Regions from separate parts of the Homo sapiens genome. Here region 1 is linked to region 2. A link is a contact called in ENCODE Hi-C or POLR2A ChIA-PET data. All regions are on one chromosome and are shown on one strand. Each heading gives the region's core, a stretch centred on a gene start or an enhancer-like site at or near the end of the contact. The rest is flanking DNA. Distances are from core to core; before and after follow the strand shown.

What was found. A loop is a pair of places that touch in the nucleus more often than their neighbours do. ChIA-PET counts read pairs that join two places held with the same protein, here RNA polymerase II (POLR2A). Pooled maps may share reads with other maps.
Region 1: a loop to region 2 is called in a map of naive thymus-derived CD4-positive, alpha-beta T cell, with 2.9 times the contacts of the local background. The contact joins two enhancer-like sites. A Hi-C loop is called at or near these places in 3 of 168 maps with a recorded cell type or tissue (CD4-positive, alpha-beta T cell, CD4-positive, alpha-beta memory T cell and naive thymus-derived CD4-positive, alpha-beta T cell), 3 of 37 single-sample maps with no recorded cell type and 11 of 50 pooled maps. POLR2A ChIA-PET finds 5 or more read pairs at or near these places in 2 of 52 experiments (Panc1 and activated T-cell).

What each region holds. Positions count from the first base shown.
Region 1 is chr7:30,561,979-30,564,793 of GRCh38, reverse strand. GARS1-DT (GARS1 divergent transcript) reads left to right here. Exons shown (of 7, transcript NR_038889.1): 4 at 796-1,063; 5 at 2,666-2,815. Among named protein-coding and RNA genes, the nearest start is that of GARS1-DT, 14 kb to the left of the region's middle. RefSeq lists an enhancer at 166-215. Within about 2 kb of position 1,318, at least 7 of the 41 ENCODE cell types and tissues checked have a DNase peak (open chromatin) inside an H3K27ac peak, as active enhancers do.
Region 2 is chr7:30,346,944-30,349,643 of GRCh38, reverse strand. All of the region lies in intron 2 of ZNRF2 (zinc and ring finger 2), which reads right to left. Among named protein-coding and RNA genes, the nearest start is that of LINC01176, 43 kb to the left of the region's middle. RefSeq lists a silencer at 1,197-1,491. Within about 2 kb of position 1,428, at least 14 of the 41 ENCODE cell types and tissues checked have a DNase peak (open chromatin) inside an H3K27ac peak, as active enhancers do.

The DNA of each region.
Region 1 (2,815 bases), core at 69-2,568, 220 kb before region 2:
CACACCTCCAGACCCTGCTGAGGGAGGGCCACCCATTTCTAGTCCCAGCTCCTACTCTAACTATCTGTGTGACCTTAAACAAGGCCTTTCCCCTCTCTGGCCTCAGTATCCGCCTCTGAATAATGGGGCTGGGCCTGCCGACCTTCTGGCCCTTTTCTGCTCTGTGAGTTTGTGAACTTGTGATAGGGAGACAGGAGTCCTAGGAAGGAAATGGAACTGGTGATAGGGAGACAAGAGTCCTAGGAAGGAAATGGAACTTGTGATAGGGAGACAAGAGTCCTAGGAAATGGAAGGAGAGCACGTTTCACTCTGTCCAGCAGAGGGCAGCAGCTACCCACAAATCAACAGCTGAGCAAGGCCAGGGCTGTGTGGGAGCTATGCACAGGTTCTGCCTCCAGAAGCCTTCAGTGCCTGCCTCTGAGCCAGAGGGTTCCAAGCAGAAGAGGTCCCGCCCCCGGAGAGGGACCTCAGAGAGGTCCTCCAAGCCCCTCTCAGCTCTTACTTACGGCATCCCAGATGCCCTATTCCTCTTCTGCAGAGAGAAGGTGGTTCAGCCACTAAATGGTGCTGGGACCTCGCAGTTTGGTGGGAAGGAGGAAGCTTACTCAAGCAAGGAATATGAGACAGGCAAAAACCCACGCATAAGCCAAAAGCCCCTCCAAAGCGAGGTGTTGTTCCAGGCTGACAAGTGTCCAGCAGGGTGGACTTCAGACTCCCTGTTAGGAACTGAATTGTGTCCCCCAAAAAGAGAAAGTCACCCCAGGGTATGACCTAATTCAGGAAAGGTCATTGCAGATGCATTTAATTAAATGAAGATGAGCTCATGCTGGAGTAGGGTGGACTCTGAACCCAGTGGGACAAGCGTCCTTATTAAGAAGAGGGAAATCTGGACACACACAGAGCAGAGACCGCCGTGTGAAGATGGAGGCAGAGATCGGAGAGATGCTGCCACACGCCACAAATGCCTGGGGCTCCCAGAAACTACACGGAGCCTCCCCCAGCGGCTTCAGCAGGAGCATGGCTCGGCCAACACTTTGATCTTGGTCTTCCAGCCTCCAGAACGGTGAGTCGGTGAGTTTCTGTGGTTTAGGCCCCCCAGTTGTGGTTGTTTCTTACGGCAGCCCCAAGAAACCAATACACTCCCCCGTCCACTTTCCACGGCAGAGTTTGGGCGTCACTGAATCCCACCTCCACAGCAGGTTTTGCTTGGACTGCACAGTATTTATTGATGCTGCTGTTGGTTTTAATTTCTAATGTGTGTGCCTGTAGCTGTACCACTCCTCCTGATGACTCACCTGGCTCCTGCGGGCATCTGAGATGTGGTTTCTGCTCCACACTTCCTGGGGGAGCAGAGGAACTCCTCAGCCTCCTCTCAAACTTCTCTCAGGTTGTGCTGTTCACTCCCTCCCCAGGCTTCCGGTCCACACGGACAGCTCTGACCCCGAGAAGATTCTTTGTCTTAGACAAACATCTGCCTCCCTGTAACTTCGGTTCACCGATACTTGCTCTGCACTCCAGGGCCATACAGAACCCCTCTGCTCCCTCTGCCCTTAGCCATTGGCTCCTAGGAGACACTAGCTTGTCCGGCCGTCGCTTTAAACTGTCTAGTTCCAACTCCCTCAGAACTTCCTCAGTGATGCAGTTTCCTGACGGTCATATTGCCTGGATAAGCTCCAGTATGTTCAACTCCCTCTGTGGTTCAGCAACCAGGACTAAACAGGATTCACCTGATGCACATTCTAACCAGAGTCAAGAGGGCAGAAGCATCGCCTCCTGCGTTCCAAGCTCAATATCTCAATTGTAATCCCCACATGTCAAGGGAGGGGCTTGGTGGGAGGTGATTGGATCATGGGGGTGGTTTGCCCCATGCTGTTCTCATAATAGTGAGGGGTTTCTCACGAGATCTGATGGTTTTATAAGGGGCTCTTTCCCCTTTGTGCACCCTCTCTCTTTCCTGCTTCCTTGTGAAGAAGGTACTTGCTTCTCTTTCTCCTGCCAAAGCATGACCTTATAATTGTAAGTTTCCGGAGGCCTCCCCAGCCATGCGGAACTGTGAGTCAATGAAACCTCTTTCTTTTATAAGTGACCCAGTCTTGGGTATTTCTTTATAGCAGTGTGAAAATGGACTAACACAGATATTTGGCAGGCATCCAGTAGTCTTCGATAAACACAACCACCATCTAGTGGCCAGAACAGCCTTATCGGACCCCACTGTCTGCAATGAAAAGCTGTTCCTTTCCTCATCCTTTACAGGGCCAAGCACCCAGCATCCTGGGACAGTGGCCCCGTGTGCCCAGCTTTGAGGATGAGCTCATGCCTGGTTGCTCTGGGTGGAGAGAGGGAAGAGTTGAATCAACATCCATATGTATAAATCTCCTTTTGTGCATTTAGAATCACGTCCTTAGAATAAATTGCGATCAGTGGCATTACTGAAGCAAATTGTATCAAAAATGCAAAAAAGACCCATTTTTCCAAATTGTTTTCTAACAAGGAAGTCATATTGTTTGCTTTTTGATACTGTTCTTTAGAAAACGATGCATGAGAGTTTTACATTTCATATAGTGTGTTCTATTTATTTTATACTTTGCAATTTCTGTAATTTTTAAGCACTGTTCTTCCCATACTAGAGGCTCTGCTCTAACTATTCAACTTTTGTTTGTCCTAGTTTTCCTAAAATTCCCTTTTCCACTGGTGTGTGGTGCAAGATGAGGCACATTTTCCATGGATGGTGAACAGAGGGAGGAGCCTTTTGATCACAACCAGGTCACCCCACTTCTAAGCCACTGTGCCTCCAGCCCCACAAGACTAAGGAGAG
Region 2 (2,700 bases), core at 179-2,678:
CATAGTGGCAATAAAAGAGTCCAGCAATCTGGGTAATACGTAGCAATTTTTTTTTTTTTAATTTACAGTTTAGTTTCAAACTCCAACTCTTCCAATTTATTATGGAATATAACAGGATAACAGTACCTACCTCACAGGGTAGTGGTAGAAATAAATAATACCTCTCAAATGCCTAGTGAGATACCTGGAACAGAGCAGGTATGTTCTGAACACTAGCTACGTGATTATTCGCAAGAAGGGAGTCTGAGTTTGTTTTCTGCAATCTTAAGTGGTAATAATGATAAAACCTGCTTGACCTGTCTCTTAGGATCCTTGTGAAGATCTTAGGAGATAATGCAAATGAAGGCAGTCTCATGGAAAAAGAACAGGCTTGAGCTTTGGACAAGTCACAAACCTCTTTGAGCCTCATTTTCATAAAATAAATTGCAAGTGATAATACCTACATCTCACATGGTCTTTAATACGGATGATTAAAAATAAATCTAATGAATGTGAAAATGTGTAAAAGGCACTAAATGTTAGCTGATTGTAAACAAAATTTTACTACAGCAATATTGAAATAAGCTGGAAAATGCCAATTCACACAGCTATGACAACATACAACAATAAATATCAAATGTTACATCAGAACTATCATTACATTTATAAATCTGGATTCGATATCATTTTGTTAGAATGAATTTGAGGAGTAGTATTACAATGTGCATATCTACTACTGTTTTTGTTGAAAGTGAAGTATGTAAGTAAGGCTTTTTCTCTTCTGCTTCTTCTAGAGGCTATGAGATAATTAGCAGGCTGACTATAATCAGTATGCATGGGTCACAAACTCAGATGCCTAAAGATGCAGCTCATCTTAACTATTTTATAAGAAAAAAGAATAGTACAATTGTAACAATAAATGCCTGTTGAATTTGGTCTTGGTTTCAGGGATTTTTAGAGAATGGAAGCAAACCGGTACATGTAGTCCTATCAAAAAGGGGCAGCTGCTTTTACGAGTAGAATGCCATGGGAAAATAAAGGCCCAGGGTGGCCAGATGTATATTAAAGCAGGTGGAAATATAGGTATTCAGATGAATATTCTCATTTGTGAATGCTCAAAAAACATTTCTGATGCTGTGTAAGCAAAATAAAACATGGCTGTGAGTCAGATGTGGCCAATCCTTTGCCACCTCTGTATTAAAGAAACAGGGTAAATTCTATGAGGGCAGGGGACCTTGTAGATTTAGCTTATCCCAGCATGCAGCATAGTGTTTTGCACATTCTAAGTGCTCAATAAATATTTTTTGAACAACTAATGAAGCAACCGATCTCAGAAGACTAAGGAAAACACCAAGCAACAAGTGAAGAGCCAATGAACAGAGAAAATGCCCCAAAGCAATGGGTTGTTGTTGCCACTGACTTGAGCACTTTGACTGCTTGTGGTTTTGGTGACTCAGCTGAAGTCAGATCTTTTTTTTTTTTTTTTTTTTAACATTTTTAAGTGTATTGACTTCTTTATACAGGAAGTGCGTGTCAGCCACTCAACCAAAAAGTACTGAATATATAAATGTGCCAAGTTTACCAATAAATGCTTGCATGTTTATTAGTATATGTGGGTGAAGTATTAAAAGTATGTATGAACAGGAAAAATATTTAAAATGTCCATTCCTGAGATATTAAGGCAAAACATAAAATTCTAACATATTTAGAAAAATCAAGTATCTAAGAACCAGCAGCTCTGGCTAAATTAGAACTTATGCAACATGAACAACTGAGAAATCTTTCTTGATCCCCTTTACCTTGCTCCTAAACTACTAAAATAACTGTGACTAATTGCTGGATCCTGGAGAATATAAATCTAGATTCATCTGAAACCTCAGGTAATGTAACCAACCATGTGAAAATCAAGAAACAGCAAGTGTGAAGTTATTTTGTTTTATTTTATTTTTTTTGAGACAGAGTCTTGCTCTGTTACTTGGGCTGGAGTGCAGTGGTACAATCTCAGCTCACTGCAGCCTCTGCCTCCTGGGCTCAAGCGATTCTCCTGCCTCAGCCTCCAGAGTAGATGAGACTACAAGCATGTACCACCATGGATTTTTTTTTCTTTTTAATTGTTCTAAGGAAAGGGTGAAAAACACATTGATTTGGGAAAAGGTTTATTTCTTTTCACTGGACTTGGTCAATGTCCTCTAATCCTTAAACTGCCCAAGCAGTCAGCAGTACCTAAGTGAATCTAACAGAGCAGGGAGGAAGGCTGCTCTCACTGACACTGAAAGCACCAGAAAGAAGCCAGAGTTGGGATGAAAATGAAAACTCTCCCTGCTCCAAGGAACAATTTCCAAATTCAAACAAAAATTCTTCGTGTGACAGGCTACTGACCAACAGGCTCACAAAAGAGAAATAACTTTCATTCTATTTTTTTCTATTTGAGAAAAAAGATAACAGTATGACCGACATAGGTAATGAGAGATTCTGTAACTCGTAACATTATATAACTGAGAAAGATCATTAACTATGTAAGTATATGCAGGAATGGATGAGGGGGAATCACACCAAAAAATTTAAATAGGCACCTACTATAGGGACAGAATAAATGAGGGAAGACAGGAAGGAAGGAGGCAACAATGATGACAACTTTACCAGTAAAAATTCCTAGAATGAAAAAACCCGTAATTTTTCAATTTAATATTTCAGAGGCAGTGAAAAAGTCACTGAAAATAA